5 separate regions of the Homo sapiens genome follow, and all the other regions are linked to region 1. The links are chromatin loops, found by intact Hi-C in ENCODE. Cell type or tissue: CD4-positive, alpha-beta T cell. All regions are shown on one strand. Region 1 holds the start of ENKD1 (enkurin domain containing 1). Region 2 overlaps ATP6V0D1-DT (ATP6V0D1 divergent transcript). Region 3 holds the start of CENPT (centromere protein T). Region 4 overlaps LOC100505942 (a long non-coding RNA gene). Region 5 overlaps RIPOR1 (RHO family interacting cell polarization regulator 1).

The links. Peaks named below come from ENCODE experiments on the same cell type or tissue, not always from the same donor. Only the 100,000 strongest peaks of a DNase experiment are listed, where the experiment ranks them.
Region 2: it touches region 1 in a loop (14-fold over the local background); 19 of 110 quality-filtered maps call a loop at or near these places.
Region 3: it touches region 1 in a loop (2.9-fold over the local background); 16 of 110 quality-filtered maps call a loop at or near these places.
Region 4: a loop joins it to region 1, with 8 times the contacts of the local background. A loop is called at or near these places in 79 of 110 quality-filtered maps.
Region 5: a loop joins it to region 1, with 5 times the contacts of the local background. A loop is called at or near these places in 33 of 110 quality-filtered maps.

The regions. Positions count from the first base shown.
Region 1 is chr16:67,665,275-67,670,274 of GRCh38, forward strand. ENKD1 (enkurin domain containing 1) reads right to left here and starts at 1,476. Exons shown (of 7, transcript NM_032140.3): 1 at 1,084-1,476; 2 at 797-991. The coding sequence starts at 1,168. C16orf86 (chromosome 16 open reading frame 86) reads left to right here and starts at 1,540. Exons shown (of 4, transcript NM_001012984.3): 1 at 1,540-1,798; 2 at 2,022-2,251; 3 at 2,604-2,824; 4 at 2,926-3,481. The coding sequence starts at 1,697. The coding sequence ends at 3,326. RefSeq lists silencers at 1,048-1,317, 1,658-1,707, 1,728-1,777, 1,858-1,907. In CD4-positive, alpha-beta T cell, CTCF peaks have their summits at 2,804 and 3,004; DNase peaks (open chromatin) are centred at 1,487, 2,037, 2,767 and 3,347; H3K4me3 peaks cover 1,965 bases; H3K27ac peaks cover 1,248 bases.
Region 2 is chr16:67,491,652-67,496,651 of GRCh38, forward strand. ATP6V0D1-DT (ATP6V0D1 divergent transcript) reads left to right here. Exons shown (of 4, transcript NR_184227.1): 3 at 374-470. Among named protein-coding and RNA genes, the nearest start is that of AGRP, 11 kb to the left of the region's middle. In CD4-positive, alpha-beta T cell, CTCF peaks have their summits at 2,526 (motif pointing right) and 2,725; a DNase peak (open chromatin) is centred at 2,520.
Region 3 is chr16:67,844,042-67,849,041 of GRCh38, forward strand. It overlaps CENPT (centromere protein T), which reads right to left and starts at 3,652. Exons shown (of 16, transcript NM_025082.4): 1 at 3,360-3,652. THAP11 (THAP domain containing 11) reads left to right here. Exons shown (of 1, transcript NM_020457.3): 1 at 1-154. It overlaps NUTF2 (nuclear transport factor 2), which reads left to right and starts at 2,892. Exons shown (of 5, transcript NM_005796.3): 1 at 2,892-2,944. RefSeq lists silencers at 2,378-2,647, 2,848-3,197 and an enhancer at 3,668-3,777. In CD4-positive, alpha-beta T cell, no CTCF peak of the experiment used is centred here; a DNase peak (open chromatin) is centred at 2,800; H3K4me3 peaks cover 2,732 bases; H3K27ac peaks cover 3,095 bases.
Region 4 is chr16:67,519,327-67,524,326 of GRCh38, forward strand. All of the region lies in intron 1 of LOC100505942 (a long non-coding RNA gene), which reads right to left. It also overlaps a transcript of RIPOR1 not described here. Among named protein-coding and RNA genes, the nearest start is that of RIPOR1, 7.0 kb to the right of the region's middle. RefSeq lists an enhancer at 2,005-2,264. In CD4-positive, alpha-beta T cell, CTCF peaks have their summits at 1,940 (motif pointing right), 2,139 and 2,345 (motif pointing left); DNase peaks (open chromatin) are centred at 1,945 and 2,325; H3K4me3 peaks cover 746 bases; H3K27ac peaks cover 792 bases.
Region 5 is chr16:67,545,049-67,550,048 of GRCh38, forward strand. It overlaps RIPOR1 (RHO family interacting cell polarization regulator 1), which reads left to right. Exons shown (of 22, transcript NM_024519.4): 17 at 1-69; 18 at 328-486; 19 at 616-812; 20 at 901-984; 21 at 1,093-1,183; 22 at 1,318-1,738. The coding sequence ends at 1,415. It overlaps LOC124903703 (a long non-coding RNA gene), which reads right to left. Exons shown (of 2, transcript XR_007065094.1): 2 at 4,171-4,299. Among named protein-coding and RNA genes, the nearest start is that of CTCF-DT, 15 kb to the right of the region's middle. RefSeq lists an enhancer at 1,949-2,008 and a silencer at 1,958-2,252. In CD4-positive, alpha-beta T cell, CTCF peaks have their summits at 2,073 (motif pointing right) and 2,284; DNase peaks (open chromatin) are centred at 2,133, 2,903 and 3,287; H3K4me3 peaks cover 1,198 bases; H3K27ac peaks cover 3,192 bases.

The DNA.
Region 1 (5,000 bases):
CTGACCTCTCCAACTACCTTAGACCCTACACACACTCTCCCTCATCACCGTGTTCCCTTCCTCATGTAGTAAGTATCACAGGATGATTTTCTCCATTATTATTATTATTATTATTATTTGAGACAGGGTCTCACTCTGTCACCCAGGCTGGAGTACAGTGGCATGATCATAGCTCACTGTAGCCTCAACCTCCCCGGCTACCTCAGCCTGCCGAGTAGCTGGGATTACAGACACACTCCACCATGCCAGCCTGATTTTTGTATTTTTTGTAGAGATGGGGTTTCACCATGTTGGCCAGGCTGGTCTTCAACTCCTGGACTCAAGTGATCTGCCCGCCTGGGCCTCCCAAAGTGCTGGGATTCCAGGAGTGAGCCACTGCGCCCAGGTGATTTCCTCCATTATTATAGTGAAGTACACCATTGAAGTACACCATAGATCATCTCATATATGACATTCATCTCTTGATCTTTGTATCCCACCTTGACTCAGTGATGGCTCATGCTTATCTTCAGCCCTGTGTTCTAGCATCTATATGGCCTGGCACACAGTAGGCACTCAACAAACAAATTTAATGGGTAACAAATGCATAAAGCAGAGCTAGGGCTTCGTGGGAACTACCTCATTCAGTTCACCTCCTTCGAGAAGGTAGCATATTTCTCCCCCTTTTATAGTTGGGGAAACTGAGACTCAAGAGATGCAAAGCCTGGGCCCACGTCAGGGTGGAAAGAGCAGCTGCTTTTGATCTCTTTCCACCCCGCACTGCCTCTCTGTCCCTTCTTCCATTCCTGGGACTTACTCTTGAGAGAGGCCCCAGGACCTAGGGAGATCCCCTCGAGTTGCAACAGCACGTCCCCGACGCCGCGCTGGCCGCGCTCCAGGATCTCTCCGGCACCGGGACCGATGCAGGGGCCACGGGGAGCGGTGGTGTCCAGGGCCCGGTCGGAAGTCAGCAAGTCCAGCTTCAGCGCGTTTCCCTCGAGGCGCCCTTGAGCTGTGGGGCGGAGCCGGGCGGAGTCCGGGGCTCAGAGGTGGAGCCAGGGCCGACCCCTGAGCCTCGCACCACCGCCAAGCCCCCGGACTCACCCGAGGTCGGCCGCCTGTAGTTGTCAGGACAGAGCGTCGGGTCTGGGGGGATGGGCCCCGAGATGCGGGACGGGCCCTCGCACATGCCGCCGGCGCCGCCCAGCAACGGTGCCCCGAGGCCTGCAGGGCTGTTTACCTCCCTCCCCGGGCCCCCTTCCCCAACCCCGGGCCCCCTCCCTCGCCCGGCACCCTGACCCTGGCGTGCCCGCCACTCCCGGGCCCCTGCCGGTCCCCGCCTGGGCCCCGGCCTCGCTCGCCACCTCCGCGACCTCTGCTCCCAGCCCACTTCTCGGTCCCGCTCGCGGCCTCTCCCCCGCGGCACTCGGGCAGGGGCTCACTCGAGAGGTTTTGCCGCCAGCCGCTGCCACCCGACGGGACTTGTTGTTGCCGGGCAACCGTGGCTTCCGTCCCCGGGGTCAGGGCCCACTGACCCCGGCGCAAAGCGTCCTGGGGCTTGTAGTTTCGGCCGAGGGTGGGCTCCGCGGTCGCCGGTTTCTCTTCCCAGCTCTGCCCTCGCTTGCTGGCCGGTCTCCGGGGTCAGCGCGGGGCCACCATCCAGCCCCTTGGGGCCCGCCCCAAGCAGCTGTCGAGGACGCACTCAGCCTGCGCAGCCATGGCCTCGGCAGGGGCGGAGAGGCGGCCGGGGGTCCAGGAGGCGACGGTCGTGGGGCAGGGACAGCTCACGGAGGAGCCCGGCAGCGCTCAGACCTCCGAGGTGACCGTCAGGCTGTTTAACCTTCAAACACAGGGCCGCAGCGCTCTGAGAGGTGGAACTGAGCGCCCCGACCCGCTAACTGCCAGGCTGGGCCCTCCAGGCGGGGAGGGGCACAGGCTGGTGTCCTTATTCCCGTTTCGGTGTCTAACGTTAGGTGTTCAGTGACGGATCCCTATGTCCTTTGCCCGGCCATGGTGACCGATGGCCTGTGTGTCATCTCTAGTGTCCAGTGGCGGGAGACCAGTTCCTGGTGCCTGCCCATGAGGCCCGCGGAACCCAGAGTGAAGACCAGCGCCCAGCAGGCGCAGCTTCGGAGTCGGAGCTCCAGGAGGAAGGACCCAAGCTGGGGGAGGAGCGGCCCAAGCCGCATGCCGGGGCGCTAGAGGAGAGAGGCCCCAGGCCCGTGGTCTCCATTGTGAGGCCCCGTCATGGTCCAAAGAGAAAGCCTGTCAAGTGAGGGGGCTCTCGGGGGGAAGGAGCTGCAGCCCCGGGGTTGGGGCACACACCACAGTAGGATTCCTAAATCCTGCACTCCTGCAGGGAGGATTCTCGTCCCCAGCCACTACCATCACTCTCCTCCCGTTCCTCAAGAGCCCCCGTGTAGGGAGCAGCAGGAGAGTGGGAGCTTCAGGGCTTGTAGGGGCCTGGGCTCACTGGCCTCTAAGCCTCTTGGGCCTGGGGTCTCATTGACCAGGAACGGGACAGGCGTCGAGCCCTGGGGCTGTGGGCAGGCTGGGCTATTCCCTGGGCCAGGGAATGGGAGCCAGGGCTGGAGCCTGGCTCAAGTCTCTTGTCCCTGGCTCAGGTCTCTCAGCCTCCCGGGCCTTCGTGCCCATCTTAAGGCTGAAGCTGAGCTGCCACCCAAGCTGCCGCTGCAGGAGGAGGAGCCAGAGGACAGCCAGAGTGAGCCCTCACCATCTGCCAAACAGCACAAAAAAGCCAAGAAGCGCAAGAGCCTGGGGGCTCCCGTGCTCCACGCTGTGGCCAGCATGGTGTCTGCACCCTTAGAGACATTGAGGCTGGAGCGTGAGTGGCAGTCCCTGGACTGTTCCTTCTCCCCCTGCCTGTGGGGCCCGACATGGCACAACCTGGCGCTCTAGCCTCTGCCCTGCCCTGGGTCTTTGCAGGAAAGGCCCAGCGCCTGCGGCCGCTGTACCAGTACGTCAACTATTGCAACCCTGAGCTGAACCAGGCAGGGAAGGGGGACGGGGAGGCTGAGGTGGAGGCAGAGGCAGAGCTGGCCCCGGTTCCCGAGGAGGGAGGTGTGGAGCAACTGCAGGCCTTGCTGCCCTTGGCAGGTGAGCTGGGCCCAGGCCTCGCTTTGCCCTGTCCCAGTCCACTAGTGACCCCCACCCATGCCCTGGCTCCCCTCGGAGAGGAGGCTGGAGAGGAGCCTGGGGGCTTGCCCAGCTTGGGGGTGAGTGACCACAAGGCCGAGGTGGATAAGTCAACCCAGGTGGACATCGACAAGATGCTGAGTGTCTGCACTGCTCCACTTGTCCCCCCGCTCTCTCCTCAGTACAAGTGACTGTCCCGCCCCACTGGTGGCTCCCCTCCTTCCACGCCTGAATTTGGCTTCAGGCTTCCTGTGGGCCTAGGCCCTCTGGTGGCGGGGGCAAATTTGGCACCTGCCCCCACTTGGGACTTTGGTCTTGCTGAAAATAAATATTTTTCTTTTTCAAAGACTTTGTGATTCCCCAGATAGGTTGCCTGAAATGGGTAAGAGGATGGAGGACTCAACAGTGCAGGGTTTGAGGCCTGAATGGTCATCTGCATCACCTGAGACTTTGACAATGACAGATTCCTTTGTGCCACCCCATGCCTCACTGAATCAGGGTGGACCTGGTGCTGTGTGTTTAGGTGAATCTGAGGGTCAGGCAGCTAACTGGGTGATGAAGAGGGAAGTGAGAAGGAGGAACTTGGGGCAGAGAAAAGAAAGGGTCTGTTGGGTCATGGGAAGCAGGTGTTTGGCCCTGCTCTTCTGTCTCCTGGGGAAGGGCCTGCATTTGGTCTCACCTTGAGGGGATCAAAACTTGGGATCCTCCTAGGAGGTAGCACAGAGTTCTTTTGCCTGTCACAACAGTGACAGCTTTGGGATGTTTCCTACTCATTGCCAGACCATAGCTGGACCGGACCTTGTCTGTGGAGTAGCCTCTGGTCACAGGTGACAGGGCATCAGTGATGTTTTCCTGGCAGGCAGGGGTGGACAGGGGCAGTAAGTGCATCTGGGACCCTGAGGCCAAGCCACTGGATGACAGCTGTGTCCAACCGGCAAGGATCTCTGGGAAGAGCCAGCCAGTGTTGGCCATTTTGGAAACTGCACATCCTGGGCCTCCTGTGTGTTCCTTGGACACCACAAACAGACACAGGGAATTTTAAGTTCATGGAAATTTCCCCTTCCTCCAACTGGCTTTTCCTCCTGTATCTCATCTGCACAATTGTTTAAGCTAGAATCTTGGGTGTCACCCCAGACCCCATCCTGTTCTTTGCTCCCTGATTCCTACAAGCTAAGCAGACATTGAGGCCAGTGATCCTACCCTTTCAGGCTGAGAACCTCTCGGACCCCACAGTCAGCACCGTCGCCTGGACCACTGTCATCTCCAGGTGACAGCCTCACTGGTCACCCTGCCTGTCATCCCTTGGCCCACGGATCCATCCAGTGGCCCTGTGACACACACACCTGAGCCCCTGATGGTGTCACTCCCCCTTGGGATTCCCCTCCTCTTGCCCCAGCTACCTTAGAATTCAGTGGCTTCCGGTAATTCCCTGAGCAGTTACACCTTTTCCTCCCTTCACTCTGTGCATGTGGGGCTTTCTCTGCCTAAAATGCCTTTATTCCCACCTCTCCCCCTGGCTAGTGCACGCACACCTTTGAAAACTTGGGATTCTGCTTCCTGGGGAGCCAGACAGCACCCCATGTTGCCCTGCATTGCAGCCCCTGCGCATTGCTATCATGTGGGTTATAACTGTCATCGGGATTAGACCGTGAGCTCCCTAAGGGCACATCTCATTGCATCACATCGACCTAGCCAGAGGGCCCCTTAAAAGGCACCAAGGTGATGAGACTGAAGTGAGGGGTGGAGGAAGCTGCAGAGAGGGACAGGCCAGAATCTGAAATGCTGAGGCCATCCCGAGGCCACAGTCTAATATGTAGGTTCCCTGGAATATGGCCTGGCAAGGTCACTGGAGGGAGTAGGGTGGG
Region 2 (5,000 bases), 170 kb before region 1:
TCGGTTTCCCACTTCCAGGGTAACTGGATGGAATTTCTGCCTTCATGGTGGTTCAAGCCTGAAGTGCCTTGAGACCAGAAGTAAAGAGTTCCTTCCTCCTGCAGCACTGCTAGGTTTCCTGGAGGAGACGGTCTGTAGGTGGGGTTCCTAAAGGTGGAGAGAAGAGGAAGTTACTTCCTAAAGAGAAGGAAGATAGGGGGTAACTTCAGTGTGGCTTTTGCAGAGTTGTTCATGACAGGAATCCTATCAGGCCCTGAAGTTTCCATCAGCACAGCCCCCAACCCTCACTGTCCCACACCCTTAGCTTCCTGGTTCTAGTCTCAAGGGATTCTGCTCACTTCTGTCCTCGCTTTTTTTCTCCCTGGGAACCAAGTAACAGCTGAAGAAGTCCCAGGAGTCCTCCCATGTCCTCTCAGCAACCCAGGCTGGAGCCTACTCCTTGGTGTTGGCAAAGGAAACCGTCTTTGAAGGTGAGACCTTTTTTTTTTTTTTTTTTTGAGACGGAGTCTCCCTCTGTTGCCCAGGCTGGAGTGCAGTGGCGCAATCTCAGCTCGCTGCAACCTCCCCCTCCTGAATTCAAGCAATCCTCCTGCCTCAGCCTCCTGAGTAGCTGGGATTACAGATGTGCATCACCACGCCCGGCTAATTTTTTTTGTATTTTTAGTAGAGATGGGGTTTCACCATGTTGGTCAGGCTGGCCTCGAGCCCCTGACCTCATGATCAGGACTTCCTAACCGCGCCCGGCCCAAAGGTGAGGCCTCTTACAGCTGTAATAAAGAGAAGAGAAGGCTGGGTGCAGTGGCTCACGCCTGTAATCCCAGCACTTCAGGAAGCCAAGATAGGCAGATGGCTTGAGGTCAGGAGTTTGAGACCAGCCTGGCCAACATGGTGAAACCCTGTCTCTACTAAAAGTACAAAATAATTAGCCAGTGTGGTGGCACATGCCTATGGTCCCAGCTTTTCAGGAGGCTGAGGCAGGAGAATTGCTTGAGTCCAGGAGGCAGAGGTTGCAGTGAGCCAATATTACACCACTGCATTCCAGCCTGGGCGACAGAGCAAGACACCATCTCAAAAAAAAAAAAAAAGAGAGAGAAGAGAGGAGGGTCTGAAGACTTCCTGCTGGCTGAGTGTTATCTGCCTCAGGCTACCCTGACTTTTTCACTGTTTTTCACTTTTTTTTTTTTTTTGAGATAGTCTCACTGTGTAGCCCAGGCTGATGTGCATAACACAGCAGCCTTGAACTCCCTGGTTCAAGTAATCTCCCTACCTCAGCCTCCTGAGTAGCTGAGACTACAGGCATGCACTACCTCTCCCAGCTCGCTACTTTTCAGAAAGGGTAGACAAACTACAGTAGCTGCCTGGACACCATACTTGGAGGAGAAGGGGAGGGGGAGGCTGCACCGGATTCTGTCTTCTGAACTATGTTATCTTCCAGTTTCAACATCATAAATAGCACAGCAATCTTATATGATGGGCCTCCTGATGTGATGCAAAAATCACCAAAGTAGTATTCTTGACAAAAGTATTTACCATGAATCCAATCTTGAAGAAGCAATCAGGTAAATCCAGAATATACTAGAAAAGTGGCCTGGCCTAAACTCCTAAAAAGAAAATCAATGACATGAAAAACAAACAGGCTGAGTGTGGGGCAGAGGATACTCTTCTATATTAAAAGACACTAGAGAGACATAACCAAATCCAATTCATGAACCTTGCTTCACTCCTGGACTAAAATAAGAATGCTAAAATGGGCTGGGCGTGGTGGCTCACGCCTGTAATCCCAGCACTTTGGGAGGCTGAGGTGGGCGGGTCACCTGAGGTCGGGAGTTTGAGACCAGCCTTACCAACAAACCCCATCTCTACCAAAAATACAAAATTAGCTGGGTATGGTGGCATATGCCTGTAAACCCAGCTACTCGGGAGGCTGAGGCAGGAAAATTGCTTGAATCCGGGAGGCAGAGGTTGCAGTGAGCCGAGATCGCACCATTGCACTCCAGCCTGGGAAACAAGAGCAAAATTCCGTCTCAAAAAAAAGAAAAAAACATGGTAAAATGGCATTCTTGGAACAAGTCAGGGTGATACTGCTGAATTACTGTTGGTGTGGTGATGGTGTTTTCATTGTGTAGAGCAAGGTTTCTCAACCTCTACTGTTAACATTTTGGTGCAGATAATTTTCCTTTTCTTTTTTTTTTGAGGCAGGATCTTGCTCTGTTGTCCAGGCTGGAGTGCAGTGGTGCAATCATGGCTCACTGCAACCTCCCCTTCCCAGGCTCAAGTGATCCTCCCAGCTCAGCTTCCCGAGTAGCTGGGACCACGGGCCCACGTTGCCACGCCCGGCTAATTTTTTGTATTTTTTGTAAAGATGGCGTCTCACTTTGTTGCCCAGGCCGGTCTCAAACTCCTGGACTCAAGTGATTCTCCCACCTCTGCCTCCCAAAGTGTTGGGATTACCAGCAACCCCAGGCCCACATAATTCTTTCTGGTGGGAAGTTTAACAGCAGTTCTGTTCTCTGCCCACTAGGTGTCAGTAGCACCACACCTCTTTAGTTGCAACAACTAAAAAACGTCAAATGTTCTCCAAATAGGTAGTGGTGATGGTTGAATAACATCGTGAATATACAAAAACCATTGGACTGTACCCTTTAAAATGGTTAAAATAGTGAATTTTATATCATGTAAATTTTCCCAATAAAAAATGTTATTAGGCCGGGTGCGGTGGCTCACATCTGTAATCCCAGCACTTTGGGAGGCCAAAGCTGGCAGATCACTCGAGGTCAGGAGTTTGAGACCAGCCTGGCCAACATGGTAAAGCCCCGTCTCTACTAAAAATACAAAAATTAGCCGGGCGTGGTGGCATGTGCTTGGAATCCCAGCTACTTGAGAGGCTAAGGCAGGAAACTCGCTTGAACCCAGGAGGCAGATCTTGCAGTGAGCTGAGATCACACCATTGCACTCCAGCCTGGGTGACAAGAAAGAAACTACGTCAAAAAAGAAAAAGAAATGAGTTTCCTCCTCCATACTTGCAGAGCCCCAGTGAGTCCCTGCTCTGCAATGCTCATACCCATTGTGCTGTTACTGCAAGTCAATGAGAACGTTGGTGGACTTCTCTCCACTTCACAGAAGAATGAATGGAGGCCCAGAACAATGGCATGAACCTGTCGTTTCTTGGCCTTTTGGCTAAGATCAAGTGCAATGGCATGAACCTGACCATAGTCGTAGACAAACAAGAGGCAGAGACATTGTCTTAGTTTGAGTTCCCACTTCAGAAAACCTTGAGACAAACATTGTAGCACAGGAAGTTTATTAAGAGGATACAAGCCAGGCATGGTGGCTCACGCCTGTAATCCCAACACTTTGGGAGGCCAGGGTGGACAGATTGCCTGAGCCCAGGAGTTCAAAACCAGCCTGGGCAACATGGGGAAATCCTGTCTATAAAAAATACAAAACTTAGGCTGGGCGCAGTGGCTCACGCCCGTAATCCCAGCACTCTGGGAGGCTGACATGGCTGGATCACTTGAGGTCAGGAGTTTGAGATCAGCCTGGCCAACACGGTGAATGAAACCCCATTTCTACTAAAAATACAAAAATTATCCAGGTGTTGTGGTGTGCACCTGTAATCCTAGCTACTTGGGAGGCTGAGGCAGGAGGCTCACTTGAACCTGGGAGGCAGAGGTTGCAGTGAGCTGAGATCGTGCCACTGCCACTCCAGCCTGGGTGACAGCGAGACTCTGTCTCAAAAAAAAAATAGCCTGGCATTGTGGCATATACCTGCAGTCCCAGCTATTAGGGAGGCTTAGGTGGGAGGATTGCTTAAGCCTAGGAGGTCAAGACTGCAGTAAGCCAGCCGGGGGCGGTGGGTCAAGCCTATAATCCCAGCACTTTGGGAGGCCGAGGCAGGCGGATCATGAGGTCAGGAGATCAAGACCATCCTGGCTAACATGGTGAAACCCTGTCTCTGCTAAAAATACAAAAAAATTAGCCGGGTGTGGTGGCGGGCGCCTGTAGTCCCAGCTACTCAGGAGGCTGAGGCAGGAGAATGGCTTGAACCCGGGAGGCAGAGCTTACAGTGAGCTGAGATTGCACCACTGCACTCCAGCCTGGGCGACAGAGCAAGACTCCATCTCAAAAAAAAAAGACTGCAGTAAGCCGTGAGCATGCCACTACACTCAGTCTGGGCGACAGAGCAAGACCCTGTCTCAAAAATAAATAAGGAAATAAAAGAGGATACAAAGAACAAGCGTACAAAAATACAGGGAGGGAAGACAGCCACTATAAAGTGGGTCATAAGCAGGGTTCCACCAGGGATGCCTGGTCCCCCCGGGGTGTGGGTGGGGAACTCTGGGCTGCAGTGCAGAATGCATGTCTCAGAGAAGTTCCACCCAAGGCAGGAGGAAGGTGAGTAGATATACAGCAACCCTGTCTCAGTCCCTTGGAGGGTTGTTGGGGGAGAGTTAACTCCTAGCACTTCTGACCAACTTGTAGAGTGAGCTCAGAAAGCCCCAGACACATCAGAGGCAGATACCAGCAGTGGACACCAAGAGTCTGTTCCACGTGTGTCTAAGCATACTTATCCCCCAAAATGTGGCGCCCACACCAACAGCATCAGCCTAAGGTAGGAACCTGGGAGGATGTTAAGTCTGGCTCTGCCCCAACATAATGAATCACAAACTCCTGGGGTAGGGCTCAGCTGCTAGAGTTTGTTTGTTTATTTGTTTGTTTGTTTGTTTGTTTTGAAATGGAGTCTCACTGTGTCGCCCAGGCTGGAGTGCAGTGGCTCCATCTCGGCTCACTGCAACCTCCGCTTCCCAGGTTCCAGCGATTCTCCTGCCTCAGCCTCCCGAGTAGCTGGGACTACAGGCACGAGCCACCATGCCCGGCTAATTTTTGTGTTTTTTAGTAGAGACAAGCTTTCACTATATTAGCCAGGCTGGTCTCGAACCCCTGACCTCGTGATCCGCCCACCTCGGCCTCCCCAAGTGCAGGGATTACAGATGTGAGCC
Region 3 (5,000 bases), 180 kb after region 1:
GACCTGCTGATGGAGATCCAGCTTGCCAGGGACTTAGGTTTATCCTGTTTTGTTTGCTACTGGTTACAAATTCTATTTTCTGTACAATTAGTCAGACTAAAGTTTTCACTGTGTTTGTTTGGCAAAACAAATTAAACAAAAAGTAAGGTTTTTATTTGGGTCTCGCCATTTTATTTTTACAAAAACATAGTTAAATGTCCTTGAAACATGGGGAAATAGGCCTCAGCCTTTCTGAAAGACCAGGCTGACCCTGAAAGTAGAGATGCTTCAATGACCAGTTTTTCCAAAAATGGGCCCTAAGCACATGGATCCTGGCCTTATAAGGTCCTCACAGAGTTCCTGGCCCAGCTCACCCTAAAGAGTTTGGAAACTGCACCAAATGGGCCCAGTTTGTCCATGGATTATCTCCCTGTATCCTTTCAACAAGAAGGACCAACTGGTAACTAAGCTATATTGTGATAGTTCGCCTCTGAGGGTTTCAATTCTCAGCTGGGATTGAATTTTGCTCACCATGACATCCCTTAGGCTTAGCACAGCCTCTGGTATGCATGTGCATGCAGTTACTCTGTGAACCGGTAAGAGCGCAGCTGGAGCTAGCCAGGGCTGCTTCAGGCACAAGGACTGTTGTATAGATACCTTGGCCTTGGTACACCTTCGGTGTGACAGAGCTGTATCCACAGAGAGCATTAAGAAGTTGGGAGGTGTGATTCCTTGACTCATTTTCTTGGCTGCCTGCCTCTATTTTTTTTTTTTTATTTTTTTTTAAGATGGAGCTTTGCTCTTGTCACCCAGGCTGGAGTGCAATGGTGTGATCTCAGCTCACTGCAACCTCTGCCTCCCAGGTTCAAGCAATTCTTCTGCCTCACCCTCCTGAGTAGCTGGGATTATAGGCACCCGCCACCACGTCGGGCTGATTTTTGTATTTTCAGTAGAGACAGGATTTCACCATGTTGGCCAGGCTGGTCTCGAGCTCCTGATCTCAGGTGATCCGCCTGCTCTGCCTCCCAAAGTACTGAGATTACAGGTGTGAGCTACCCCGCCCAGCCTCTATTTTTTCTTAGATTGAATATTGAAGGGGCAAGGATTACATTGCTTTTGTCTATAGCTCCAAGTAATTTAGCTCAAAGCCAATGTCTAAAAGTAAATGCCTTTAAAGCTCTGGGTTTACTGTGGGTGGTGGGGCACAAACGGAGACTTTCAGACCCCATAAAATATGACTCCCTTCTCTTTCTTACTTATGGACAAAGCCATCTGCCTGGGGACTTGTCTGTGGCAACATGCTGGGATGGTCCTAAAACTCAAGTCTCTGTTTCCCTTCTAGTCCCTTAGCACTGAGTTGGGAAAGTGGTGGGGAAGGAGTGAGACATAGGTTGTGTAGGTGGCTGGTTGGGGGATGGACTGGACCTCTGTCTTCCTAGGGTTAGATCTGGCTGGTAATCAGGTGGTGGAAGCACTGCAGTGCCCTTTGTTGCTCCTATTGGGCCAGTCTCACATCTTCCCGGTCGGAGCAAGGCCTTTTCCAGGATCCAGCCATGCTCTTCAGTGTATCCTTGAGCTCCTATTTATTGAAGGGACTTCTGCTGTTTCTGCATTGGCTCCCTTGAGGCTCTCAGCAGTACTCCCTGGACCCTCCCTGGTGTCTGGAGGTTATGGGCAGTGTTTTGGCTTCTTAGGGAGAAGAAGACAGTTCACAGAGCAAGGGAGATCCCAGATGCAGATGTATAAGCGGGGCAATGCAGAGTTCTCACTAGCTGAGTAATAAGCATCTAGTCAGGCAAAGTGTAGTGTTGACAGACCTGAGATTTAAAAAACAGAAGTGTGGTCCGGTCTTACCAGCCATCTCTTGGAGGGGTAGCCTGTGGGTGGGGGAAGGTGCAAAACTCTTGTGGAAGAACAGGAGTACTGAGAGACCTCCGGCCAGGAAGGAAGGCTAGGAGTTGCCTGGAGAGGCCTTGTAGCCATTTCCCTTACCTGTGGTACCCCAAGTTGGCTGCAGATCTCTTTGCCAAGCACAGGTCTGACCTAGAGACTGGCCTTACCACAAATGTTTGTGTTACCAAGAAAACAAATGGGCGTTGAAAGGAAAGGGCAATGGGTAGGAAGAGAACTATTTACAATCTGGTCACTTAAATCACAGCGAAATTTTGGGTAAGTCAGTCATTTCTCTTTCCTCATTAATAAAAATGAAACACTTAGCTGCTCTATCTGCTGCAAAAAAACCTTACAGAATGTTTTGGGGGGACCCCTGACTGTAGAAGTTTGAGGGTAACCTCTCCAACCAAGCCCCACCTGAGGGACATTTGAGTCTCCGGCCCAAGAATAGCCTAGCCTGCTCGAAACCAGCTTTGGGCCCGACTCGCCGAGGTGCAGGCGCACGAATGTTGGGATTGCAGGAGCTGTGCGTTCCGCCCGGGCTGGTTAAGGCCACACAGCTCGGAAGAGTAACAGCGGCAGCCATAGCCCCAAGGGGAGGGGGTTTCGTGAGCGGAAACGGCCCAGGGGCCCAGGGAGGGGCAGCTGGGCCAGCTTGGGGCCGGGCTGGGCTCCCACGGAGGCGGGGCCAACCCCCACCCCAGTGCACAGACTGGGCGGGGCCGAGCCAGCTGAGACCAGGAGACAACTGAGCCCTGACCCTAGCCTGGCGCCAACCTCTAGTGTTCCAGAGGCTTCCGCTAGACCACAATTCTCAGGGGCTTGCCCCGGCAGCCTCCCTCCCTGGCTTAGCCTCACCTCCCGCGCTGCGGGCCGTGTCTGGGCCTCCGCGCATAGCACGCCGGGAATTGTAGTTTTCTCTCGGCGCGCTCATGCCGGAAAGGGGGGGCGGTGGGACTGCGTCTCCCAGAGTGCAGCGGGGCGGGCGAAGGAAGGCAGGGGGGAAGGGACAGTCGGCCGCAGACCGCGCTGGGTTGCCGCTGCCGCTGCCGCCATCGTGCCAGCCCCTCGGGTGAGTGTCGGGGCCAGCACGCCGGGGCGGGGGCTGGGCCGCAGGAGCCGCTCTCTGGGCTGCCGGGAGGCTCCGCTGAGAGTCCCCGGGCGGCCCCTCCCCTCCCCCCCCCCCGGCGGCCCGAAGCCGCGCGGGGCCCGGGCCATGTGTCGCGCGCGGCTCCGCCTCCCGCCGGTCCTGTGAGGCGGCGGCCGGGGGTAACGCACAGAGAGCCAGCCGGGCGCCTATCTGGGCCGTACCGTGCTGGTGGCTGGTGCACCGGCCTGCGCCATGGCCAGGCCTTTTTCTCTAGTCAGGACCGTCCGGATGGGGCCTTAGGGCCCCGCCCCGTCTAGCCTGGCCCGGCCTGCGCGAGCCCCGCAAGCTCTGCAGGCTGGCTAGCGGGCAGACCCCAGCCCCACGTCCTGCTACCCACCTACGAAGGATCCGGGGATGGGCAGCGCCACCCGGCCCGCTCCAGAGTCAGCATGGGTAAGGGCGCCCGCCTGCCGCAGCCGGGGCTTGGGCCCCTCACCCTGTTCCCGACCATAGCCCGGCCGGGGTGTAGGTGAACGCCCCCTCCTTGTCTGCCCCTCGGAAGTGTACGTTTCTTACCGCGCCCTTTGTGGAGCCCGGACTGGAGTTCTCGCAGGGAGGGCAGGGTCAGGGAATATGAGGCGGGAGGGGATTCCACGGGAGACTTTATCCCTGTCTTGTCTTAGAGGATCTGGGCCTGATGGGGTGAGGCGGCTCCTGCCGGGTAGGCCCAGCCCACGCCCTTCTCTATCAGTGACCAGGCCCCAGCAGCAACACAGAATTGCCCCGCAGGACAGGATGACTTCATAAGAATGGGATGTTAAGGTGGGACTTAATGCACGGGAAGTAGAATTCAGGCCTGAGGTTCTTGAGCCTAGTGCTAAACCAGAACCTGGGCTGGAAGGGGCTTTGGGGGGTGGGGCACGTAGATTTCAGACTTTGTGGGGCCCTCCCGAAGCCTGGGTGGCAGAACTAGGGCTGGAAGCTCCAGAAAGTCTGGCTTCCCCTCACTTGCTTGCTCACTTCCCAACAACTGGAGCTGCCTGTAAACAGGCAGGAACCTGGTTGCTTTATGAAATTGCCCTTACTGATGCCATCAGAGACCCTACTGAGTTCTGGGGGAAGAGTTATCTTTGACCAAAAAATACTATCCTGATATCCTTTGTAAAGGCGCTTCTGATTGAGAGATGGTAAATTAAGGAACCAGTCCAGAGAAGACCTTGGGACTAGGGGAGAGATGGCATGTAAAGCGTTGATTTCTCTGAGCCGCAGTCTTTCCAGAGACTAAAGAAGTAGCTCAGGCCTGGCGCGGTGGCTCACGCCTGCAATCCCAGCACTTTGGGAGGCCAAGGCCAGCGGATCACCTGAGGTCCGGGGTTCCAGACTAGCATGGCCAACATGGCAAAAGCGCATCTCTACTAAAAATACAAAAATTAGCTGAACGTGGAGGTGCACTTCTGTAATCCTAGCTACTCAGGAGACTGAGGCAGGAGAATTGCTTGAACCCGGGAGGTGGAGGTCGCAGTGAACTGAGATCATGCCACTGTACTCCAGCCTGGGTGACAGGGCAAGACTCTGTCTCCAAAATAAAAAAAGCTGGGTGTGGTGGCGTGCACCTGTAATCCCAGCTACTTGGGAGGCTGAGGCAGGAGAATCGCTTGAATCCGGGAGGCAGAGGTTGCAGTGGGCAGAGATCATGCCACTGCACTCCAGCCTGGGCGACAGAGCAAGACTCTGTCTCAAAAAAAAAGAAAAAGAAAAAAAAAAAAAGCAGCAGCAGCTCAATCTCTGCAGCTCTGGCCTCAGGAGCAAGCAGAATATCAGGTCTCTTAGAAGGGCTGATTGAGACCCAAGGTGAAGAAAGCCACTGACCCTGCATATTTTTTTCTTCCTCCTTGAATATTTTCCCAGGTAATGTTTTTCTGTTCATTTCTGGTCACTTCTTCCAAGTACTCTTGACCTAGAAGTTTTCTTGCATATGAATTGCTCTGCCTAGTTATTCTCCCTGGTCAGGAAGAATAGGCAAGAATGCTGCTCAGAT
Region 4 (5,000 bases), 150 kb before region 1:
GAGGTAGGGAAGGCAGGGTGTATCCAGGGACACAAAGAAGTTCAGTCCAGCTGGAACTACGCCCTCCTAAGGAGGAACTGGCCAGGGGTGAGGGGCCAGTGGGGAAGTGAGGAGAGACAGGTCCCACGGGCAGAGGTCATCCAGCTGCTGCGTGGACAATGAACAAGGACACCGAGTGATGTGTATCCTTGGCAAGTGATAGTCTAGCCAAGGGCAGGAAAGTGGGCATAGGGAAGAGGGGACTCACTTGGTGGCTGGAGGGTGTCAGGGAAGAGGTCTGGGGAAAGATTACATGGGGACCCAGGAGGGAGGGCAGTTCTGAAGGGAGGAGATGGGGCTGACTTTACACAATGGATTTGGAGGTGTCCGAAGGTCATCCTAAGTGGGGGAAGTGGAGCAAGAGATGTGGGGGATGAGACTCAAGTCATCACTGTGGGAACAAAAAGGAGGCTCTGGCCAGTGCGGTGGCTCACGCCTGTAATCCCAGCACTGTGGGAGGCCGAGGCAGATGGATCACCTGAGGTCAGGAGCTTGAGACCAGCCTGGCCAACATGGTGAAACCCTGTCTCTACTAAAAATACAAAAATTAGCCGGGTGTGGTGGCGGGCACCTGTAATCCCAGCTACTCGGGAGGCTGAGGCAGAAGAATTGCTTGAACCTGGGAGGCAGAGGTTGCAGTGAGCCGAGATGGCGCCATTGAACTCCAGCCTGGGTCACAAGAGCAAAACTCCGTCTCAAAAAAAAAAAAAAAAAAAAAAAAGACTCTGAGGGCCGAGTGCAGTGGCTCATGCCTGTGATCCCAGCACTTTGGGAGGCTGAGGTTAGCAGATCACTTGAGCTCAGGAGTTCAAGACCAGCCTGGACAACATGGTGAAACCCTGTCTGTACCAAAAATACAAAAAAATTTAGCCGGGCATGGTTGTGTGTGCCTGTGGTCCCAGCTACTCAGGACGCTGAGGTGGGAGGATCACTTGAGCCTGGGAGGCAGAAGTTGCAGTGAGCTGAGATCGCGCCACTGCACTCCAACCTGGTGACAGTGAGACCCCATCTCAAAAAAAAAAAAGAAAAGAAAAGGAAGGAAGGAAGGGATGGAAAAGAGAGAAGAGAAGATAAGAGAAGAGAAGAGAAGAGAAGAGAAAAAAGAAAAGAGGCCCTGAAGTTGTACCCTGGAGAGAAGTATCAAGAATGAGGTGTGGCTAGGTGCTGTGGGTCACGCCTGTAATCCTAGCACTTTGGGAGGCCGAGGCAGGCAGATCATTAGGTCAAGAGTTTGAGAGCAGACTGACCAACATGGTGAAACCCCGTCTCTACTAAAAATACAAAAATTAGCTGGGCATGGGGTGTGCACCTGTAATCCCAGCTACTCAGGAGGCTGAGGCAGGAGAATCGCTTAAACCTAGGAAGCAGAGGTGGCAGTGAGCCGAGATAGTGCCACTGCACTACAGCCTAGGCGACAGAGTGAGACTCCATCTCAAAAAAAAAGAAAAAAAAAAATGAGGTAAGGGGGTTGAGCTCCTGGAGGAGCTCACTGAGGGGCATGAAGGGAGATAGCCAGAGAAGCAGCTAGAAATCCTTCTCTTGGATCACAGAAGCCAAAGGACGCTTCAGAAGATGGGGAGGACCAGCTGTGCCCAACACACCTGGAAAGGTCAAAGGAGGAGAGGACTGAGAAGTGGAGGGACAGGGAGCATTTCTCCCTCTTGAAGAGGCTTTGGCATATGGAGGGGGTTTTAATGGTAGTGGTGGGGTTCCCAGGATCCGTGATCAGGTCTGAGTGTCAGCAGAGCTGTCACACAGAACCGAACAGGTTGTGCACTGCACTCTACAGTGACTGTTCTTGAATCCAGGACTGGCCGCCAGGGGCACCCCCTTGAGCTGGCGGTATTTTGCCAAGTCCGTAACTGCAGTGTAGACACTTCCCAGACGGTGGCGCCAAAGACCAACTTTACTTCTTAGGAGCAGAGTCGGGTTCCGCCTGGGGATTCTCAGCCCCAGGTCGTCATCCGATGGGACGGGGGAATTTCCAGATGCCTGGTGGCCGGGTCTCTCCTACCACCACACCCTCCAAATCTCTGTCAGAGCAGTTCACCTAGCGTTAGCAACTCACAGAAATAAACTATGCACCACACACTGCAGCCTTCCTTTGTCAGGGGGCCTGGGCTGAAAGGGTCCCAGGGGAGCAGTTCATCCCATGAGCTGGGAGAGGCGAAGACGTCCCTCCCACTTGTCCCTTAGGAGAAAGGAGTCAGGAAGGAAGGAAGGACGCCCAGCCCAGACCGCGAGACACACAGTCAATCGCCCCACCCCTTGCCCAAACCAGCAGAGCACCGCCCAGCTCACAGCTCCCCCTGGAGGCCGAGGCTGGACTAGCGGGGACAATGACAGCGACACTGGCCAGCCTCAGGCGGTGTCCCCAGGGAAGCGATTGCCAAGCCTAGAAATTTACACCTCCTCAGTGCAGAGGCCAGCCTGGAGATGGCCCAATAAGTAATGGCCATGTTGCTTTTGAAAACGATGCCATGTTGATTGCAAACCATTATTTGTATGAATAAATACAAAGAAGAAAATAAACCAAATGAAAGTACAACGCCCAGAGATGACGGGCATTGTGGCTCTCAGGACCGATGGATGCAGGTCTCACCTGAGGAGATTCCTGCTATGCAGGCTGTTCTGGAACTTTCTCCACTCCACCATGTTTTTTGTTGTTGTTGTTGTTGTTTGAGACAGAGTCTCGCTCTGTCGCCAGGCTGGAGTGCAGTGGTGCGATCTCAGCTCACTGCAACCTCTGCCTCCCGGATTCAAGCGATTCTTCTGCCTCAGCCTCCCGAGTAGCTGAGACTACAGGCGTGTGCCACCACGCCCAGATTTTTTTTTTTTTTTTTTTTTTTTTTTTTGAGACAGAGTCTTGCTCTGTTCCCCAGGCTGGAGTGCAGTGGCGCGATCTCGGCTCACTGAAACCTCCGCCTCCCAGGTTCCAGCAATTCTCCTGCCTCAGCCTCCCGAGTAGCTGGGATTACAGGCACACATCACCATGCCTGGCTTATTTTGTATTTTTAGTAGAGACGGGGTATCCCCATATTGGCCAGGCTGGTCTCGAACTCCTGACCTCAGGTGATCCACCTGCCTCAGCCTCCCAAAGTGCTGAGATCACAGGCGTGAGCCACCGCGCCTGGCCAATTTTTGTATTTTTAGTAGAGACGGGGTTTCACCATATTGGCCAGGATGGTCTCGATCTCTTGACCTCATGATCTGCCCGCCTCAGCCACCCAAAGTGTTGGGATTACAGGCATGAGCCACTGCATCCGGCCTCCACCATGCTTATTATATTGAGTGCCTTTCCATGTTCAGATATAAAACCCTCACTCCCTACCCCGCCCTCACCCCACTCACCTCTCAGACCTCACCTCCTGACCTCTCCTCTAGCCCACATGGCTCAACTACCACTAGCTCATTCTCACCTCCCAGCCCCCCAACCCCCCGCCTTTGCTGTTCCCTCTGCCTGGGACACTCTTCCTCTGGGTTGTTCAGTGACTGTTTCTTTCCTGTCACTCAAGTCTCAGCTCCAATGTCACTGCCTCAAAGAGGCCTTCCCTGACCAACCTGACGAAAGCAGCCCCTCAGCCCCACCACTCCAAACCACATTACCTGGTTTGGCTTCTTCACAGCTCTCCTCTCTCCCTCTCTCTGAAATCATCTTGTTTATATGTTAACTCATTTATTGTCAGTCTCCTTTGGCAGAGTGTAAACTTGAGAGCAGGGGCCTTGCTGAACTGGTCTGTCACTGTGTCCCCAGCATCCAGAATGATGCCAGGCGCATAGCACATGCTCAATCCATGCCTGCCATCCATTTGCAGTGGCTATGGAACATCTCAGGCCTATGTGCACCTCCTTTACCCTCCATCTCCCACTGCGGGACTATGTCATCCCTCTGTCCCTGATTAAACAAGCCAGTACTTTGGGAGGCCGAGGCAGGTGGATCACCTGAGGTCAGGAGTTCGAGACCAGCCTGGCCAACATGGTGAAACCCTGTCTCTACTAAAAATACAAAAATTAGCCGGGCATGGTGGCGCGTGCCTGTAACCCCAGCTACTCGGGAGGCTGAGGCATGAGAATCGCTTGAACCCGGGAGGCAGAGGTTGCAGTGAGCCGAGATCGCGCCACTGCACTCCAGCCTAGTGACAGAGCAAGACTCCATAAAAAAAAAAAAAAAAAAAAAAAAAAAACAGTAGTCAACATCTTTTGGCACAGATGTTTTCCTGCATGAACAGCTATTTCTTTGGGGTAAATTTGCTGAAATTTGGTGAAAGGGAGGTTTGCACTTGCCATCCTGATAAATTCTGAAAAAACTACCCTTAAACTTTTTTTTTTTTTTGAGACAGGGTCTCGCTCTGTTGCCCAGGCTGGAGTGCAGTGGCACAATCACGGCTCACTGCAGCCTCAACCTACTGGGCTCAAGCGATTCTCCCACCTCAGTCTCTTGAGCTGGGATTACAGGCATGCGCCACCATGGCGTGCTCATTTTTGTGTTTTTAGTAGAGACTGGGTTTTACTATATTGCCCAGTCTGGTCTCTAACTCCTGGGCTGAAGCCATCCTCCCACCTTGCCTCCCGAAGTGCTGAAATTACGGGTGTGAGCCACTACCACACCCAGCCTACCCTTAAACATTTAAACCAATTCCTACTCTCTTGAGTGTCCCCTCACACATCATGTTCATCACTGCCCATCTCAGAGGCAAACAAAAAAAAATAGTGTCTCCTGTTGTTTGTGTTTGCATTGTGTTGATTATTAATGAGATGCGGCACTTCTTCAAATAGCAATTTTAACGATTAAACGGATGGGTGCACTTAAAGCATCAGAAAGGAGAAATGGCTCTAGGAGAAGCCTGATGACAGTGGTAAAGCCAGGACTTGAATGTGGAGCAGCATCCCTGGCTCTTGTCTTTTGACACACACAAAGGAAAGTAGAGTCCAGGCTGGGGCTGGAGGGGTGTGGAGGCTGG
Region 5 (5,000 bases), 120 kb before region 1:
TGCTTCTCACCTTCTGCAACCAGTATGGTGCCCGCCTCTCCCTGCGCCAGCCAGGCTTGGCTGAGGCTGGTGAGTGGGCTGCTTCCTCCTTCCACCCTTGCTCAGATTCCCAGTGACAGGAAGCTCGGGGAAGCCAGGTCAGCCCACACAGATAAACGAACTGGGCACCGAGGAGACCAGCAAAGACTTGGGCCTTAGAGCAGAAGGACCCAGATGGGTGGGGTTTGAACAGGGGGCCCCTGGACCTGAGCCTGGGATAGGAGCATCTCTCCCCTCTAAAAGCTGTGTTCACCCAAACTCTGAGGCCCATGCTACTGCCTCCTGCAGTGTGTGTGAAGTTCCTGGAGGATGCCCTGGGGCAGAAGCTGCCCAGAAGGCCCCAGCCAGGGCCTGGAGAGCAGCTCACAGTCTTCCAGTTCTGGAGTTTTGTGGAAACCTTGGACAGCCCCACCATGGAGGCCTACGTGACTGAGACCGCTGAGGAGGGTGAGGCGGTGGCCCTGATCACATAGTGGCCTCTTGGGGTCTGAGGACATGAGGACAAGCCCTCCCCAACCTCGGGGGCTCCTCACCCTGCCACCTTGCCCACCCACCCACCATATCCCCTTTTTTCAGTGCTACTGGTGCGGAATCTGAACTCGGATGATCAGGCTGTTGTGCTGAAGGCCCTGAGATTGGCGCCCGAGGGGCGTCTGCGAAGGGACGGGCTGCGGGCCCTCAGCTCCCTGCTCGTCCATGGCAACAACAAGGTCATGGCTGCTGTCAGCACCCAGCTCCGGAGCCTGTCACTGGGCCCTACCTTCCGGGAGAGGGTGAGTTGGACAGGGCTCCCTTGAGGGCGAGGGCTGGGGTCCTGGACTCCCACTGTCTGGCTAAGTCTGTCCTCCCACCCTTCCACAGGCCCTCCTGTGCTTCCTGGACCAGCTGGAGGATGAGGACGTGCAGACTCGAGTGGCTGGCTGCCTGGCCCTAGGCTGCATCAAGGTGACCCCTGCCAACCCTCCCACCCCTCTGTCCGCTTCCGGCACCCCCACCCCTGAAACCCTCCCATCTGCTCCCCTGAGCCCACCTCAATGCTCCCTCCCCTGACAGGCTCCCGAGGGCATTGAGCCCCTGGTGTACCTCTGCCAAACTGACACAGAAGCTGTGAGGGAAGCTGCCCGGCAAAGCCTACAGCAGTGTGGTGAGGCTGGGGGATGGAAGAGATGGGTGGAGTTCTGGGACATCTTGGCTGATGGGAGTAGGAGAGATGGCGCCAGGGGTGGGAGAGTGGGATGGGGCTAGGGCCACCCTTGACCTCATCCTCACTCATTACAGGAGAAGAGGGACAGTCTGCCCATCGACGGCTGGAGGAGTCCCTGGACGCCCTGCCCCGCATCTTTGGGCCTGGCAGCATGGCCAGCACAGCATTCTAAACTATTCACCCATGGGTTCCTGGTGCCCCTTTCCCCCCACTTTCAGGGCTCACCAGGCACTGGCAGGGAGGGTAAGGGCTGGCTCCAGATACCCCTCCCCCACAGATTCCTAGCAATGAAAATCTAATATATTCTTCTGTTGCCCCTGGGGTTGGAGAGTCAGTGCCTGCAGTCAAGTGCCTCCCAGCCTCGGCTCAGCACATCCCTTGCCACAAATCAGTGTCTGGGGCTTGGCCACCCTGCCGCTGCCCAGCCACATCCCTTGGTTTTGTATTTTATTTACAGAGTTTTACAGAAAATAAAAAAGCAAAATGTCTTTCCTACATGGCCTGGTACACTCCTGACCCTCTGCTCCAACACCCTCTGGCTGTGGCCCTGCCTGACACTGGTGTGTTCACACTGCAGCTGTGACAGTGCCATGTGCACTTGCCCTGGAAATTCAGGTGGAAGAAAGCCCAGAGGCTGGAACTGGGCTTGGAGAAGAGAGCAGGGGAAAAGGGTGGTTCAGCCTGCAGGTGGGGCCTACCCTGGGCCTGGGAACTACGGCCCAAGGTGGAGCTAAACTGGAGTTGGCCCAGAAAACACCAAAGGGTGCCAATCCCAGGCTGTGGCCTGGGAGCAAAGGGGAAGGGAAAGGAAAAACAGGAAGGGAAAGGAGGCACGGGGTGGCTGGAGCTTCTGCCCACCAGGGGGCAGCAGATCCGCGTCAGCAGATGCCAGGTTTGGGTCTTCTGCAGCCTGGGCAGCTTTCTGCAGAGGGGGCTGAAGGAGCTCCTTGAAGCTGGATGGCAGGGGAGAGGAGCTCCTTGCGGAGGGGAAGAGCTGGGACCTGGGAGGCAGGAGACCTGGATGGCTAACCTGTGACCCAAGACAGCAAGTCCCTTCCCTCTCCAGCTGTCTCCCCCTCTATAATAACAAACGTGCCTGAACTCTGTGATCCCCAACAGCCGGCCAACCTGTGCTGCTTCAGGAAGCAGAGATCCCAGGAGAGGGCTTGCCTTTGCCCCGCCTCGCCTTGCCCCAGAGCTGCCTGGCCAGTGAATGTGTTAACCCCAGAAGGCTGAGTCCTGCGTGAGGAACTGGAGTGTGGGGTGGGACTTCAGGATGGCAGGCCTGTTCTAAGGAGGGGCTGAGGGAGGCCCACACCCGTGGCTAGAGAAACAGGCTCTCCACCCTTCCCCTCTCCCTCAGCACTTCCAGTATCCAGGGGCAAGGAGGTGGTGCATACGCAGCACTTCCCTGACTCATTGAGGCCACTCTGATGTCCCAGTACCTGTGGCAGCAGCTTGGCCTGTGCAGGACGTGTCACGTTGGGGAGCCTGCCCTCAGGAAGAGCCAGTGAAGTGCCAACAGTCCTCTGGAGGGTGACCCAGATCCCCAGGGAGCCCTGCCCCCCAGTGTTTTAGAGCTAGGTATGAAGAGGTTTGGCTGGGGCTTTAACCACCTGCTGGGGAAGCCAAGCTGAGCAGAAAAAACGGCAACAGGAAGAAGCACAGGAAGCACCTGTGTGGATGCAAGTGGCTCATTCCAGACGCTGGGGCGAGGGTGGGCAGGGGCAGGCAGGCAGCCCTCTGCACACTGGCGCGGCTCTTTGCTCTCTGGGTAACGAAGGGTGGCACGGGATGGTGCAGCTCAGTATTTGGGGTGGTGAGCTGGAGCAGCATGGGGCAGAGGAGGCAAACAAATGATGGAGACCAGGCCAGCACCCAAGGCTGGCCACAGCTGGGGCCTGCCCCAGGGGTCCCTGGAGGAGGCCGGCAATCCCAGAACCGCCCCTAGCAGCCCTCAGTCCTGAGGCCCCCACAAGAGGCCCATTGGTAGAGCAGGGCTATCCACCTGCATCAAAAGCATAGCCTGTCATGGTGGGGGAAGAGGAAGTGAACACTGGTTGACCAGGTCCTGGGAAAGTGCAGATGGGGGTGACTGAGCCTGCATGAGCTCACAGCTCAGTACACAGGAGAGAGCAGGGCTTGGGCAAGAAATGGAGGATGGAAAAATGTCATCATCCCAGCCAAGGGGTCCACTGGCGTTGTCACTAAGAATCCCTGCTCTCCAATGCTGGGAAGGGACAGACCCTAGACTCTGTGCTCTGCAGAGTCCTGAGGCCAGAGCCTAGTATTCAGCTCTAGCCAGGGGTGGGTGTGAGGATCGGAAGGGGACAGGAGCTGGAATGAGGGCACTGTGAGCACAGCCAGGTGAAGCACATGATGCCTATCTGGCTCAGAGCAGCATGAATCAACCCCAGGACAGCCAGTCAGCCTCTCTCCATCAGTGGCTTGAAGGCAGGCTGGATGGCCTCCTACACCCAGGCCCATGCCCAGGTTCCTGAGATGGTGGAGGGGCAGAGAGAACCCTTGTCCTCCCACCTCTGTATCTCTCCTGACCCCCTCTGCCTCACAGGGGCCTCCCACAGGGCAAACCTGCCCATAGCATTCTCCCACCCCCTACCCTGCTGTCATGTGGGTCAGGGAGGCAGGTGTTCCTGCTGTTTGGGACTGAGGACAGTTGGGAGCCCCTTGCCTCAGGTGATGGGCAGTTGACGATACCATCATGAGTCAAAGGTATCAGGGCAGGGAAAGCGTCTGCCCAGCCTCTGAGGGGACAGATGGAAGTGGGCCTCCAAGGCCTGTGACACACTGAGAAGTGCCCTATCAGTTAAGTCCATTGAGGCCACAGTCGCCTTGGCCATCATCTCTGAGACTCTGCCCAGAGGAAACTGCTCCACGCACACTGCAAAGCAGGGGCCAGGCTGAAGTAGTCCATGATACAGTTTATTGTGCTGGCAATCGATGGAGTGTTCCCTCTACTCTCCTCCTTTCCTCTTGCCCTCTCCCAACCTTACCTTTCCTCCTGTCTCCCACTCTTCTTCCTCATGTATTCCAAGCTGCAGAGGACCAAAAAAAGAAGAAAGAAAAAAGGCACGTTTGTGAAGGCAAAGAAAAAGATGGGTTGGCATGTGGGAAGAGGATTGCTGCTTTGTCTCGCCCACAGAGCGGGGGTGCCTTCCTTGTATGTTTCTGTGCCTGGTATGTGGGTACAATTTGCTGAACCCCAGACATATGACATGACCCTCCTTTCCCTCCATACCCCCCTCCCCACCCCAGACAATCCTGGAGTGTCCCTTTCAGGCCATCCATCTCCCATGGACAGAAGGCTCTTGGCTTGGCTGCAAGGCCTGGCTTTTCTGGGCCTGGGTGATACAGGAGGGTAAGCTTGGGAAGGACTCCAGTGCCTCATATAAACTGCTAATGAAGCACAATCTATCATTTAGAAAATAGGACTGACATTGGCCTGCGAGAAAGGGGTCTCTTGTTTCAGAAGGTTGACGGCAATTGGGTGATGGCCACTACTCTGAGTTTAATGTCAAGGGTCAAGTCTCACTTGTCTCCAGATACACCCAGGGCATATGGACACTCAGTGAATGCTGACTGAGAGCAGCTGAATTGCTATACGCAACACCTAGGTTTCTAACTGTCTCCTCTTAATTTCCTTACAACCTTCTCCTCCTCCTCAGGCATGTCTTAACATGGTGAAACCCCATGTTGTCTCTACTTAAAAAATAAAAATCGCCCCACAGGGTTCCAT